Regions from separate parts of the Homo sapiens genome. Here all the other regions are linked to region 3. A link is a loop called in an ENCODE intact Hi-C map of the cell type or tissue named here. Cell type or tissue: mammary epithelial cell. All regions are shown on one strand.

Region 1 (5,000 bases), 170 kb after region 3:
TTTTTTTTGGAGACAGGATTGCCTAGGCTGGAGTGCAGTGGCAGAATCACAACTCGAACTCCTAGGCTCAAGCAATCCTTTTGCTTCAGCCTCCCGAGTAGCTGGCACTACAAGCATGAGCAACCATGCCAGGCTACAAAGCCACTTCTTTGCTGGGAGGTGCCTGACCATGGAATCAGTTCCATTCCTGCCTCAATGACTTGCAACCTGTTTCCTCCTCTGCAGATTGGGAACAGCAATCCCCACCTCAACAATTTGGCGCCCCCACTCTCCCAGGGGAAACTGGGGGACCCTCTAGGCGGTGTTTGCAGAGTCCCCTCCCAGCAGGAGCCACAGGGTTGAATAGGAGCTGCCAGATCAGTCTCCTTCCCGGGACATCCCCGGGGGCGGCAGCTCCACCTGCTGCAGGAAAGGTAGGACCTGATGGCTCCAGGCCCTCGGAGGCTCAGAGGCGCAGGGCTGAGCCATGGGAACGAAGCGCGAGGCCATCCTGAAGGTGCTGGAGAACCTGACACCGGAGGAGCTCAAGAAGTTCAAGATGAAGCTGGGGACGGTGCCGCTGCGCGAGGGCTTTGAGCGCATCCCGCGGGGCGCGCTCGGGCAGCTAGATATCGTGGACCTCACCGACAAGCTGGTCGCCTCCTACTACGAGGACTACGCAGCCGAGCTCGTCGTGGCCGTGCTGCGCGACATGCGCATGTTGGAGGAGGCCGCACGGCTGCAGCGGGCTGCGTGAGGGCCACTCTGAGCTGGTACGTGATCTCGGGACCCAACCCCGCTTCCTCGCCAAGGACCCACGCGTCAGGTCCCGCCCAGAGCCTTCCTGTTCCCCTCCTTCAGGGTCCCTCCTGGGGTCCTCCCTCAGACCTCCGGCCAGCCCCTCCCGGGGGCGAAGGGCTGGGCTGCCGCGAACCCTGGTGGGCTGCATCTCGCCCCACTGCCCCCTTCCAGGCTCCTGGGCTGCCTGGGCCCTGTTCCGTTTCATGGGTTCTGTGCTTTCTTCGCAGATAAAGACGGGCAAGGTTGGGCGAGGTTGGGTTTTTTTTGTTTGTTTGTTTTTTGTTTTTTTTTTAGCGGCAGCAAGATTTATTGCAAAGAGCAAAAGAACAAAGCTTCCACAGCATGGAAGGGGATCCGAGCGGGTTGCCCTGAGGTTGGGGTCTTAAGCACAGGTGTGCTGGGATGGGAGGGGTCCCGGGAGGAGGCTCCTGCCCTGAGCTAGGAGACCACCAGCTAGGACTGGGCTGAACTGGGCCAGGCAGGACTGAGAGGCTGGGTCCCTGGGAAGTCTGGGGGCCTCGAATACCAACGAAAGGACGGTGGTCTACCCCTTCTAGGAGGCGGGTCAAGGCAAAAGGAGTAATGCAACGCCTGTGAAGCCAGCCCCACGCGCGCACCAGTCGCGTAAGACAACAGCAGTGTCTCCACCTCGGGGACCAAGGACGCCTCCGTGCCTCCAGACCCCGCCTCCTCCAGCCCCTGCACCTGTCATTTATTCTTCCACTGCCCAATAAATATTCATGGCAGACTTTACTGGGGCTGCGCGCACACGTGCCCGCCGGTAGCTATACGTGTGTGCTTTTGCCACACGGATGACACGCACCAGCCAGTGTGCGTTCGTCTCTATTTGCCTCTGTCTGGGTGTCTCTGCTGGGTACTTCGGGACGCGCACAACTGCGTGTGGGCTCCCAAGGCTTTCGGGACTTCCAGCTCCACCCAGAAAAACATCCTGGACGGGGCTCTCGGTGCCACCCTGGGCCCGCACACATAAGTGCAGATCCCGGCTGCCTAGCCCTTACAGTCTCCCTTCTGGTGAGGCCCCGCCTGGGGACCGTCAGGCCAGCCCAAGTTCCGCAGCTTCAGGGGTGCGTGGGCCTCCGCTGAGCACAAGGGGACAACCCTGCCCCGGCCGCCTGGCTCGGTCCCGAACGCCGCGCCTCCAGTCCAAAGTGGGCCAGCGCCGAGCAGGGAGCCAGCCCGAACGGCCCACCGGGTGCAGGAATGCGAGCGTGGGCCGCAGGGGCTGGTCAGTCCCTGCTCCGCCTGGCTCCGCCCGGCCCATCAGACCCGCCCTGGGGCTCCGCCCGCCCATCTCCAGTTTCCTCTAGGGACTAAGGCCGGGAAACCTACGTTTGCTCAGCGCCCTTATCGCCAGGCTCCATCCCTGCGCGGCTTTCCTCTGCCAGCCCCGCCTTAAGCTCCTCAGACCCTCTTTCCTGGCTGCTTCGCCCCGCCCCCGCCCCCCGCAACTCCAGGAGCTCGTGAGCCTCTCTAGAGACTCAGAATCCAAATCACTGCAGCGACCTCCCCATCGGCCCCGTGCCACCGAACAGCCCCTCCGACCACGATGCGCGCGGATCCCGCACCTTGAGGCGTGCGTGGGCCTCGGCGGCAGGCAGGAGGCGATGACCGCGGTGCGAGCCGAGTGAGGCGCACACTCCGCACACCAGCGCGCGGTCCTGCTCGCAGTAGATGCTCAGCGGGTCCAGGTGCTCCTCGCAGTGGCCCTGCGGCACCTGGGCCAGCCCCTCCACCAGGCGCGCCAGCTGCAGGTTGGTGCTGAGTGCCTGCGGCCGCGTGGGGGCCTGGCAGCAGGGGCAGAGAACGGTGCCATCCGCCGCCGGCTCCCCGGCCACGCGGCCTAGGCAGGCGCGGCAGAAACTGTGGCCGCACTCGGCTGTCACGGGCGCGTCGAACAGCTGCAGGCACAGCGGGCAGGACAGCTCCTGGTGCAGGAGGCCGGGCGCAGCCGACATGGCGGGCCTGGGTGGAGGAGGAGTAGGTTAGGGGGACCCCGCGGCGCCGCGCTCCCGGCCCAGCCCTGGCCCAGCCCTAGCCCAGGCCGGGCCCGCCGCCCCGCAGGGAGAAGCCCCAGCCTGTAAAGACCTCACATCCTACACTGGATGGGACTCTGACGGCCAAGGGGAAAGAGGAACTCGGTCTCAGGCCCAAAAGCAGCCTCCACTGCAATTCTCAGCTCCAACCCCAAAAATATGCCCTATCAGTCAACCCCAGTTCCTGAACACAAGCCCAGATTCTAGCCCACTGTCCTTGCCCTCGCCTTAGCCCCAGGCCTCAGCCTCTGACCTTAGTCCCGGACCCAAATTCTCCAGAGCCCCCACTCCGAGACTCCCCTCCCTCACTTTACCAAGATACCCAGACCTCCCCTCCCCCTCTCTCCAGCCCACGGGACTCACAGGTCTGGTTGGAGATCTTAGGCTGAAAGAGTCTCGAAGGAGGACCGGTCAGGGTTGAGCTTAGCTGGACTGGGGTCAGGGCTGGGTCCAAGGATCTGAGACAAGCAGCAGGCTCCAAGCAAGGACAGGGACTCACAGGGGCAGCTGGCAGTGGACACCACGCGTGATGGGCACACAGTGCTCAGCGGAAGACCCTCCCAGACTGAGCCATGGCCCCAGGACTATATTTAGCTGCCCTGCCCAATCCCTCCCATCACTTCCGGAAACCGTTCTAAAAGTGAGGGCTGAGTAGTCCCTGGGCACACATCACATGACAGGGCCACCTGTCTTGGCCCATCCACTGTTCTCTCCCCGGCCTGCCTGGAGTCAGAGCTCAGAGCCAGCGGGGAGCCAGGGCCTTTCACACCACAGAAAAGACAGAAAATTGAAGGGGGTCTGCCCTTTCTCCCCCCACTCCCACCTCCACACTCTCCAGCTCCTTCCTCCTTGCTGGCAGCCCCTCCCCAGCCTGTCACCCACTCATTCCCCAAGTTTATGGCTGACCAAGGTCACCCTGGCAGGATTACCCCACCTGCAGGAGGGCAGGACCTCACCCCACCCTGAAATGTTTTCTTCCTCCAGAGCTGAGGGGAGGGTCTTTTCCACTTTGGTCTCTCTAGTACACCCAGGACAAGCCTGGGACAAAGTAGGCCTCTCTAAATGCTTGGAGAATGAATGATAGAGAGACATTGAACAAATGAATGAACTGAATCCAGAGCCTGCAGCCCAGAACTCAATTCTGCCCTGGTTCCTGTATGTGTATCTTTCAAATCTCAGCTGAAATTTCATTTAAGTGGCGCTGGGATAACTGGCTAGCCTTATGCAAGAGAATGAAACTGGACCCCTACCTTTCACCATATAAAAAAAATTAACTCAAGATGGGTTAAAGATTTAAATGTAAGACTTCAAACCATAAAAATCATAGAAGAAACCGCAGGAGAAATACTATTCTGGATATCAGCCTTGGTAAAGAATTCTTGACTAAGTCCTCAAAAGCAACAAAAACAAAAATTGTTAAGTGGGACCTCATTAAACTAAAGAGCTTCTGCACAGCAAAAGCAAAAGCAACTATCAACAGACAGACAACTGAAGAATGGAAGAAAGGCCAGGCGCGGTGGCTCACGCCTGTAATCCCAGCACTCTTGGGAGGCCAAGGCGGGTGGATCATGAGGTCAGGAGATCGAGACCACAGTGAAACCCCGTCTCTACTAAAAATACAAAAAATTAGCCGGGCGCAGTGGCGGGCACCTGTAATCCCAGCTACTCAGGAGGCTGAGGCAGGAGAATGGTGTGAACCCGGGAGACGGAGCTTGCAGTGAGCCGAGATCGCGCCACTGCACTCCAGCCTGGGGTACAGAGTGAGACTCCGTCTCAAAAAAAAAGAATGGAAGAAAATATTCACAAACTATGCATCCAACAAAGATCTACTATCCAGAATATATAAAGAAACTAAACATTTCAACAAGCAGAAAACAACCCCATTAAAAAGTTGGCAAGGGCCAGGCACAATGGCTCACACCTGTAATCCCAGCACTTTGGGGGGCCCAGGCGGGTGGATCACTTGAGGTCAGGAGTTTGAGACCAGCCTGGCCAACATGGTTAAACTTCGTCTCTATGAAACATACAAAACTCAGCCGGGTGTGGTGGCAGGTACCTGTAATCCCAGCTACTTGGGAGGCTGAGGCAGGAGAATCGCTTGAACCCGGGAGGCAGAGGTTGCAGTGAACCGAGATCGCACCACTGGACTCCAGCCTGGGTGACAAG
Region 2 (5,000 bases), 320 kb before region 3:
TGGGGCATCCTGGGACCTGACACTACCCACCCATTCCCACTCCTCTCCCTGAACAGGGCTGGTAGGCCCAGCTGGTAGCTGTCCTCTAGCAATAAGGCAGTAACTGAACCCGGACTCCATTCCCAGGTCCACCACATTAGCAGAGTGACCCCGGGCAGGGCCCAGGGCCCTCCATTTCCTGCCTATAGCACAGGGCCAGAAAGAGCCAGGGCAAGGCTGAGTTTTCCAGCATCATCTTCCCCAGCAGGCTCAAGCCCTGGTCCCCAGATCCCCTCCTCCATCATACCCACAGGGAGAAGGGTTCGATCTCGGGGCCAGGATCTCCACAGAAAAGTCCAAATCCTGAATGGTGACTTCTATCTGGTGGTGTCGTCTCCTGGCTTGGCCTCATCCAGCCCATGTTCCCGGGATGGCTCAGCCTCCTCCTTCCTCCTTCAGGCTCCTTCTTCTTCAGGGTCTCCAGGCAGTTCCCATTCAAGAACATGAGTGATGGTGGCTCTGGGGGTGACAAGAAAGGCACTGAGTTGGTTGGGCCTTGCTGGTGAGGGAGGGCTGTCCACCTCACCCCACTTGGATGGACACAAGTCATATGGAACGGTGTCCGCGTGCCCTCCAGAGCTTTGACTCCACAGTCCCAGCTCACCCTCGGCACACCTGCAAGCTGCACCTTCTCCCTTTCACATCCTGTGCCTCCCTCCTCAACTGCTCCTTAGCCCACCACAGTCTGGCTTCCACCTGAGCTCGCTGTCCAAACCACTCTCCCCACATCACCAAGGCCACCCTCAGGGCCAAGCCCCAGGGGCTTCTCCAGCCCAGGTACATCTGTCCACTCACCAGCACCCAGGCCACTGCTCATTTCCTTTCCTCCTCCCTGACCAATGCCACACCCTCGTCCCTCCCTCTCCAGCTCCATCCTCTTCCTCCAGTCCTGAGCTGGGAGTGTTGGGCCCCCCAGCCTCTCCTCATTCTCACCTCACCCTCTCCCATGGCTTCAAAGATGGTCCCATTTCCCAGCTCTCATAGCCAATCCTGGCCTCGATCAGGCCTTTCAGACCAAGGAGGCAGCTGGTCCTGGGCATCAACATGTGGCTCTCCCTTCAGTATCATGGAAGACCCATCCTGCAGGGATGAAATTCATCTTCCTCCACAAACTGGTCTCAGCGTGTGAAGGCCCCCCACCACTTATCTAGTCACCCAACCTCAATTTCCCATCTCCTATTTCAAGAATGCCCCTTGGAACCCTTCTAAGAAGCACACTGCTCACAAAACCAAGCTGCTTTTTTTTTTTGAGATGGAGTCTTGCTCTGTTGCCTAGGCCGGAGTGTAGTGGTGTGATCTTGGCTCACTGAAACCTCCGCCTCCTGGGTTCAAGAGAGTCTCCTGTCTCAGCCTCCCAAGTAGGTGGGACAGGCATGTGCCACCACGCCCAGCTAATTTTTGTATTTTTAGTAGAGACGGGGCCATGTTGGCCAGGCTGGTCCTAAGCTCAGGTGATCCGCCTGCCTCAGCCTCCCAAAGTGCTGGGATCACAGGCATGAGCCACCACACCCAGCCAAAATCAAGCTTCTTAAGCCCGTGTTCTCAGGCACCAGCCTAAAGGCAACCCCAGCTCCTGCCGGCTCCTGCACTTAGGTCTACATTCCCCAAACCACAGAGGACTGAGAATACCTGAAACCTGCCCTCCCACCTCTCTGCTTTTCCATGCTGCCCCTGACATCTCAGTCTGTCGGGCAAACACTGACTCATCCTTCAAGGCCTAGGTGAAAGTGTCTACAGGTAGACTATTGCTGCCTACCTGCCACCCATCCTCCTTCCCAGAGATCAGTGAATGAAGGATGTGGAGCCCCAGAAGGAGGGAACTATGTCTTCTGATCTGTCCACAGCCTTGACCTCCAAAGTTTAGATGTGGATGGAGTAGAATAAAGGCAAACTTCTTTTTTTTTTTGCAATTTGGCCTTGGCCCTAATGGTCAGGCTGCATCTGCTTGAAATCTACAATAAAGAGCAAATAGTTGATAACGTTGTGAATTGCAGAGGGGAAGCTGGCAGTTGAGAATCAGGAGAAGGAAGTGAAAATTTAGAATTTTACTGAAAGCCTTAGAAGAATTAGGTTGGGGGAACAGGGTGGTGGATTTGAGACCCTCCTTGCCATAGATTTGGAAAATGCAGGGAAAATCAGTCCCCCTGTGGGGTGTTAAAATAATTAAATGGGAGGCAATTTGACTGAAGTGGCTGTAGTGCCCTGGGTTTCTACCTAAGAAAACCAAAACGTAACTCATGCATTTCTTAGAAATAACTTAAAGGAAAAGAAAACACTCTTAACCAACCACAAACCACCAATTAACCTTTGATTACATAATCAGGGAATTTCCGCCTGGACAGTTCAAATAAGGGGACTACGTAATTGTAGCCAATCAATTACTGAATTGGCTTTGCTTCCTCATGCATCTTATTAAACCCTTTCCTTCAAGCCCCTCCGGTGGACCCCAAACCACAATCCATGGTTGTGGCTTCCTGATTCACGGGTCGTTATTTGCTCAGATAAAATCTTTAACGTTTTAACCAAACCTCAGTTTAATTTTTAACAAAAGAAAGAAAGGACTACGGACCCCACGGACCACAGCTCCTCCCACGCCCGAACCCCGAGCCGGGGTTCTCCCCTACGGCCCCTCCCGTCATCACCGCACAACGCGGGGAGACACGGGGCTGCGGGCGCGAAACTGCCCAGAGAGGGCTCAAGGCAGGACCAAGGTCGTCGCGCAGGGACGGGACGAGGCGCCCGGGGTCCCAGCTGCCGGCCGAGCCGCACCGTGTGACCGAGGAGACTCCGGGCCCCGACCCCGGAGCCGCCAGGGGCAGGCCCGGTTCCCAGCCGACCCCTGCCGCGTCTCGGGAAGCTCAGCCCCGCAGACTCACCATCTCGCGGCTTCAGGAGCGTCCCGGTATCCTCTCTAGGGACCGTCCAGTACCTGCAGGTCACAGGGCAAAGGAGGCTGCGGAATGAAGGAGAAAGAGCAGGGTACACAGATCAAGCAGGGAAGCGCACCTGGGAGAGGAAAAGGCCAGCCCAGAACACAGGAAGTGCGCCCCCTTTTTCGGCTGCGCGCCTGATTGGACAGGCTCGACAACGGCGCCGCTGAATGGATAGGGCTCCAGGTCCCGCCCCCTTACCCCCGAGTGACAGGAGATGCGATCACAGGTGTGGCTGAATGAGGCCTGAATGAATGATTGTCTGCAGCCCTTTTCAGGCAGGGCTGACTCCCTGTGCTGGGACCTGGGGCTGCTCCGGACATTGGTATTTAACTTTGCTCATAAGATTATATCAATTTATGAGTAATATAGGTAATATGTAAAATTGAAAATTATATAATAACGATTCTTTTAAAATTTCAGATTTCATAACCTTCATGGCCTCTGGTCCCTTGTGGAGGCAGCATGAGATTTGAAAATGGAGGGAGTCCTCTAAGTCAGAAATGTCCAATAGGAATAAAATTGAGCCGCATGTGTCATTTACAGTAGCCTAGTGGCATCATGAAAGGAAAACAGGTAAAATTGATGGTAATACCTTAACCCGATATATCCAAAATATTATCACTCAAATATGTGAGCAATATGAAATTATTAATGAAGACCACCAGAGAATGCTTCTTAAGTTTGGGGTACTAAATCTTGTAAAGTCACTCTGTATTTAAACTTCTAGCACATCTCAGTTCCAACCAGCTCTATCCAAAGAGCTCAGCAGCCCCACGTGGGCAGTGGCTTCCGCATTGAAGAGCAGATCTGAGGGCACTTGCGCGTCTAACCTCAGGGAAATCGAGGGCCTGGACCCCCTTTCCTGCCAGACGAGAGCGAACACCCTCATCCTGCCCATCTCTTTCCTCATGCCCAAGGGTGGGAGAGGCAGTGCCCAGTGAGAGAGCCAGGGCTGCAGTCAGGAGGTGTCCACAGGTCGACCACTGCTGCCCACCTGCTTCTGGGCAGGGCTCCCTCAGCCTTCCAAAGGTCAGACAGTGAATGAAGAGTGTCAGGCTTCAGGAGGAAACCCCTGACTTCAGATCTGTCTACAGCCTTGACCTCCAAAGTTTGGATGTGGAGGGAATAAAAGCAAATTTTTTTTATTTTGCAATTTGCCCTTGGCCCTGATGGTTAGGCTATGGCGGGCTGTTTCCTCCTATGGTGTGGGGACTGTGTGAGTTTAAGCACCAAGCATGTCAACATGCATTTCTGTATAATTTATCCCTATCCAACAAGAGGCCCCACTTTAAATAAAGGGAAAAGCAAATCAATACCTTATACAGTGCCTTCTGTTTGCCAGGTAACAACAAGTAGTGACCAACCTGTCATTTGAATCCTGGCAACCTGACTGCAGGTGTATGTATCAGTTAGCTATTGCTGCATTAAAAACCACCCTAAACCTTATTAGCTCATGATTGGGATGGTCAGTCATTTAGGCTGGACTCAACTGGGCCATTCTTCTGGTCTCAGCTGGGCTCCTTCAGGCGTGTGTGGTCAGCTGCTGGTTGACTAAGTGGCTCTGCTTCTGGGTGTCAGCTGGGGCACCTTGGTTTTCCTCCCCAGTGGGATCTCATCCTCCAGCAGGCTAACATGTGCTTGTTCTCATGGAGATGGCAGGGTTCTAAAAGAAAAAGCAGAAGCATTCAAGGCCTTATGTCCCTAGACCCCAAACTGTCACATTGCCATATTGATAGCTTTCTATTGCCCAGAGCAAATAAGGCCAGCCCAGATCCAAGCGTCAGGAAACAGATTCTGCCTCTATGTTGGAGCAGCTGTAAAAGCATATTCCAAAGGGCATGGACACCAGAGCCATTTTGCAGTCAGTATCATTCTGCCTTTTCTTACAGCAAGGTTTATATAACTGTTCCAAGTCAAGGAACATGTCCAAAGCACTACAGCTACTAAGTGGCTGGACTGGGACTCTGGATCAACTTTGCCTGACTCCAAAGCCCATGTACCTCCATAGACCTCACAACTCAAGCAGCT
Region 3 (5,000 bases):
GCTACTCAAGAGGCTGAGGCAGGAGAATCACTTGAACCCAGGAGGCAAAGGTTGCAGTGAGCCAAGATGATGCCACTGCACTCCAGCCTGGGCGACAGAGCAAGACTCCATCTCAATAAATAAATAAATAAGAAAATAACACAAAAGCTTTCAGAGGTTCATGCGACTGTTTGATAAAGTTTCAGAATGGGCAGCACACTAGGGACAAATACATGTCAGAACCAATACAACCTACCTGTCAGGGAGTATAATACCTTCTAGATATTTTCGGGTTTTGGCTCACAATCACTTATTCCGGTATGCATGTCTATACTATACGTGCACTGGGCTCAATATTTAAAAGTCAATATTGACTTTGATGACATTATTGTAAATTGTAGCAATTAGATTAGTTTTTAATCACAACTTCCATGCTTTTGAGCCATTGATCCATTTTGTGATTCGGGGATCTAATGCAACACAATAGCCAACCCTGAAAATGCAAATGTAATAAATGTACACAATAACACACAAAGGAAGAATATCAGAAAATAACACCTTGTCGGCCAAGTACAGTGGCTCATACCTCTAATCCCAGCACTTTCGGAGGCCGAGGAGGGCGGATCATGAGGTCAGGAGTTCGAGACCAGCCTAGTCAACATGGTGAAACCCCATCTATACTAAAAATACAAAAATTAGCTGGAAATGGTGGTGCCTGCCTGTAATCCCAGCTACTCCAGAGGCTGAGGCAGGAGAATCGCTTGAACTTGAACCTGGGAGGCGGAGGTTGCAGTGAGCCAAGATCATGCCACTGCACTCCAGCCTGGGTGACAGAGCGAGACTCTGTCTCAAAAATAAATAAATAAAAATGGGCATGGTGGTACGCCCCTGTACTCCCAGCTACTTGGGAGGCTGAGGCAGAGGCATCACTTGAACCCAGGAGACAGAGGTTGCGTTGAGCCGAGATCGTGCCACTACACTCCAGCCCGGGAGACAAAGTGAGACTATCTCAAAAAATAATAATAATAAAATAAAATAGAAAATAACAACTTGTTGCCTGAATTTAGACAAGAACCCACTGTAGTCCCTGGAGTCCGTGTGCCACACAATTATTAAGGCCACAACACTATTTCTGTGCAAATCACTAGTTTCAAATGTTTGAGATGTATGGGTTTCTTGCTCTTTTTCTCTAAAACCTTCCACTTAGAAGACCATCATTGACCACCAGTGGTTCGTGGAACACATTTTGAGAAACACCACTCTAGGGTCAATTTTTTTTTTTTTTTCTGAGACATGATCTTTCTCTGTTGCCCAGGCTGGAGTGTGGTGGTCCAAATCACAGCTCACTGTATCCTCAACCTCCCAGGCTCAAGTGATCCTCCTGCTTCAGCCTACCAAGTAGCTGGGACTACAAGCACATGCCACCATGCCTGGGTAATTTTTAAATTTTTTTGTAGACACAAGGTTTCAATATATTACCCAGGGTGGTCTCAAATTTCTGAGCACAAACAATCCTCCTGCCTCGGCCTCCCAAAGTGCTGGGATTACAGGCATGAGCCACTGTGCCCAGCCATTAGGGCTGAATTCTTACAAAGCCTTATCTTCTGATTCCCTTTCTGAGGAAACTGCATAATAATTAGTCATCCTGGGGACTCAAAAGCTTCAAAATCCACAGGGATTTTGGAGCCTCTGCTGATGTATAGGACAGACATTTTTGGCTGGAGGTAAAGGGCCACTTTCCATCTTCCCTTCAAATCACTCAACTGCCTCCCTTCTGTTTTTCTAATTGAAACATCCACACGGCCCGGGTCCCTTGCTGGTGATAGCTGCAGTGGCGTCACTCCGAGGTCAGGAATGGCTTGTCCTGTGAGGCCCCCAGCTCAGTGCCAAGCACCATGATGAACTTTATGCCAGGATGGTGGCATAATAGCAAGAATGACCTTATTGTGGGCAGCAGCTCTCAATGTGGGACCCCAACATGTTCTTCAATCACTCACTATATGCAGACAGTGTGCCCTTCAACACATCCTAGGACTTGTAGGAAACGCTTGTGAGTATTGGTCACTCCAGAGACCTTTCCAGGTGGAAAAGTAGCCACTGGAGGTTGTCCCTTCTCTATTCTATGCCCCCTCCACCCGACAGCTCCACCAGCTTACCATCGGCACCAGCCCTGAGAGTGGAGTGAGCAGATTAAGAGGTCAGGTTACTTCCAAGAGAGGGATATTCACAACCCTACTCTGGTTAACTTCTTGTCCTGGCCCCAGGCCTCAGTGCTGGCCAGGGTCCACCGTGGTAAAGGGACCCCATGGGTGTCATCCTTCAGGACTCATATCCACAGAAGGCTTTTTTATTTTTAGACCTTTGACATATTTCCCAAGAGCGGTAGATGCATCTTTTTGTGCATGTTTTAATTTATTAACACAAACATTTAAAGTACGCTTTTTAAAAAAATAATCATGTCTTGGCATTTTTTCAGGTACTATATTCATAGCCTCAAAAAATAGAAGTGGTTGGGTCTCTTCTGCCCCTGGGGCTGGGTGAGCTGCAGCCGCACCGGGGCCATGTCCCTCCCTAGAGGGCGCTCCTCCCTTCCAGCCAGCAATGTTGCCCAACGCGGGAGGCCAGCTGTGCAGAACCCAGCATGCAGGCATCTCACTCCCAATTCAGCCTGGGAAATCGGAACTGAGAGCCCCACGATGAAGCCCTGAGCTGATGCTGACATGACACTAATTCACTGGAAACGAGGGTGATGGGGGCACAGAGCCTCTCATGCTGTGCGCCCTGAAGCCCACCCTCTGGGATGGAAGGGGACTTCTCACGCGAAGCTGGAGAGTTCAGACATTGTCCTGAGGGTAATGGGGAGCTGTTGAAGACAGGTGGGGATGAGCAGCATATTCAGAACTGTATTTTAGAAAGATCGGGCCGGGCGAGGTGGCGTGTGCCTGTAGTCCCAGCTACTCAGGAGGCTGAGACAGCAGAATTACTTGAACCCGGGAGGCGGAGGTTGCAGTGAGCCGAGATCACGCCATTGCACTCCAGCCTGGGTGACAGAGCGAGACTCCGTCTCAAAAAAAAAAAAAAGAAAAGAAAAAAAAAAAAAAAGAAAGGAAAGAAAGATCATTCGTGCCTCATGGGAGAAGGGAGACTGAGGCCTGGGGGTATTGTCCATGTATTTCTAGGTAGAAATTGCAAGTCAAGTCCTTTGGGGAACACAGCAGGGACCCTGTCCTAAGGGTTTCCAGTTGGAACCTTGACAAGACAAAGGCCCCTTCCCAAGCAAGACGTTTTCTCCCAAAGACAGGAAGCAGGCCCATCCCAGCCTCTCTCGGTGGTGCAGTGGTTCCTCCCCGTCAGGCCTGACAGGTGAGGGTAAGTAAGTGGGGAAAACTCGCGGGGGAGAAGAAGTCCAAGGCAAAGAGGGGATCATTTCTCACTGGGCGGGCTGGGGGTCTGTGTCCCGTTTTCTGGGGCAATTTGTCCATTTGCCTCCTCCATCATTTCCTTGTACTGACGCTTGAAGAAGCCAACCTAGGGGGGAGGACGAAGAAGAAACTCAGGAAGCCCATTCAGTGGAAGAGAGGAAAAGAGATGACTGAGGGAGAGGGGTCACTATTTCTGAAATCCTTGCTAGGTTCAAAGCACTGCACTAGGAACTTTATATGCATCATGTCATCTAGATTTAGCCAAAATTATTTTCTTTTTGAGATGGAGTCTCACTCTGTTGCCCAGGCTGGAGTGCAGTGGCGTGATCTCGGCTCACTGCAACCTCCACCATGCCCAACTAATTTTTGTATTTTTAGTAGAGACGGGGTTTCACCAGGTAGGCCAGGCTGGTCTCTTAACTCCTGACTTCAAGTGATCCACCTGCCTCGATCTCCCAAACTGCTGGGATTACAGCCATGAGCCACCGTGCCCAGCCTAGATTTAGCCAAAATTCTATGAGCTGGGGTAGAATCACCTTCACATTGAGAAATCAAGGCCCAGAGTGGAGCAGACACTGGCCTATGGTCAAAGACAAAAAGAACCCGTGGTGATGTCGACATTCAAACCCAGGTCTGTGCTTTTATATGATAATCTGCTGTCAAGGGAAACACGTAGAATGATGGAGAAGAGCAGGAAAGAAAGGGAGAAATATTAGAGGAAGCCTGGGAATCACAAAGCAGGGGGCCACTGGGGACAGGTGACATTGCAGGTGGGAAGCAGTTTCTCATATGAAGTGACCCAGTAAGAATGTGCCTCTGCCTTCAAAGTGAGCTCCTTCTCACTCTGCAAAAAGAGCGGGACCAGATGCTGGTGGTGTCAAGAGTGGCATAAAACACTCACTTTGTACAGTACCGCTGTGATGAGTGCCAGCAGCAACAGACCCCCAATGGAGCTGCCTACGATGAGGGGGGTGGGGTTGTGGACCTTGTACTTCTCCAGCACCGTTGTCGTCTGAAGTGGAAGTGACCCTGTCAGAGCACTCCCATCCTCCTACTATCCCAGACTCCTCCCAGGCTCCCCAACCTTTAACTCCCTCCCCTCCTTCCCCAGGCCCTGCTCCAAGAGGTGAGACACAGCAGCACCCGTGCCCTTAGGGACAGCTATCCTGCCCAGAGGCCTTCGCCCTCCTCCCCCAAGGCTTGCAAACCCCCCACCCAGCACCACAGATGTAGCCCTAGGGGCCCTCTTTCCAGCCTGGTCGCTGCCCTCCACATGGTCTCTACCTGAGCTCTCATAAATGCCTCCTGTCCTGGAAGCTGGGAGTACACGGATGTGTCGAACGTAATTTCAGCCACACTCACGACCGACACCTTCTTCTGCAATATCTGCAAAGGGGTTGGGGGAAACCTGTTGAACTGGCTCTGGGGGAGGCTCAGAGCTCTGGGGGTGCCCTGGCTTGCAGATGGGCACAGACATGCCAGGTCCCGCCTGAGTCTGGGGCAGGGGCTCTGTCGTTGCACCCACACACCTGGCGGACCCAGCCAAAGCTGAGGTTGCCCTTCAGGGTGAAATCCAGCTCCTCCTGGACGCTGAAGGAG

Evidence for each region. Hi-C counts contacts between places; a loop is a spot of excess contacts. Peaks named below come from ENCODE experiments on the same cell type or tissue, not always from the same donor. Only the 100,000 strongest peaks of a DNase experiment are listed, where the experiment ranks them.
Region 1: it touches region 3 in a loop (4-fold over the local background); 15 of 110 quality-filtered maps call a loop at or near these places.
Region 2: it touches region 3 in a loop (11-fold over the local background); 3 of 110 quality-filtered maps call a loop at or near these places.

What each region holds. Positions count from the first base shown.
Region 1 is chr16:31,212,495-31,217,494 of GRCh38, reverse strand. TRIM72 (tripartite motif containing 72) reads right to left here and starts at 3,376. Exons shown (of 7, transcript NM_001008274.4): 1 at 3,198-3,376; 2 at 2,367-2,763. The coding sequence starts at 2,756. PYDC1 (pyrin domain containing 1) reads left to right here and starts at 360. Exons shown (of 2, transcript NM_152901.4): 1 at 360-752; 2 at 1,338-1,533. The coding sequence starts at 467. The coding sequence ends at 736. RefSeq lists enhancers at 225-1,139, 2,055-2,969, 2,970-3,885. In mammary epithelial cell, no CTCF peak of the experiment used is centred here; a DNase peak (open chromatin) is centred at 2,074; H3K4me3 peaks cover 917 bases; H3K27me3 peaks cover 767 bases.
Region 2 is chr16:31,698,654-31,703,653 of GRCh38, reverse strand. It overlaps the pseudogene CLUHP3. Among named protein-coding and RNA genes, the nearest start is that of KRABD5, 12 kb to the left of the region's middle. RefSeq lists silencers at 2,688-2,837, 3,098-3,237. In mammary epithelial cell, no CTCF peak of the experiment used is centred here; DNase peaks (open chromatin) are centred at 2,343 and 3,113; H3K4me3 peaks cover 1,145 bases; H3K27ac peaks cover 1,376 bases.
Region 3 is chr16:31,380,310-31,385,309 of GRCh38, reverse strand. It overlaps ITGAX (integrin subunit alpha X), which reads right to left. Exons shown (of 30, transcript NM_000887.5): 27 at 4,931-5,000; 28 at 4,686-4,787; 29 at 4,303-4,413; 30 at 2,311-3,507. The coding sequence ends at 3,403. Among named protein-coding and RNA genes, the nearest start is that of ITGAD, 11 kb to the left of the region's middle. RefSeq lists enhancers at 2,202-2,702, 2,703-3,203. In mammary epithelial cell, a CTCF peak has its summit at 2,556; no DNase peak of the experiment used is centred here.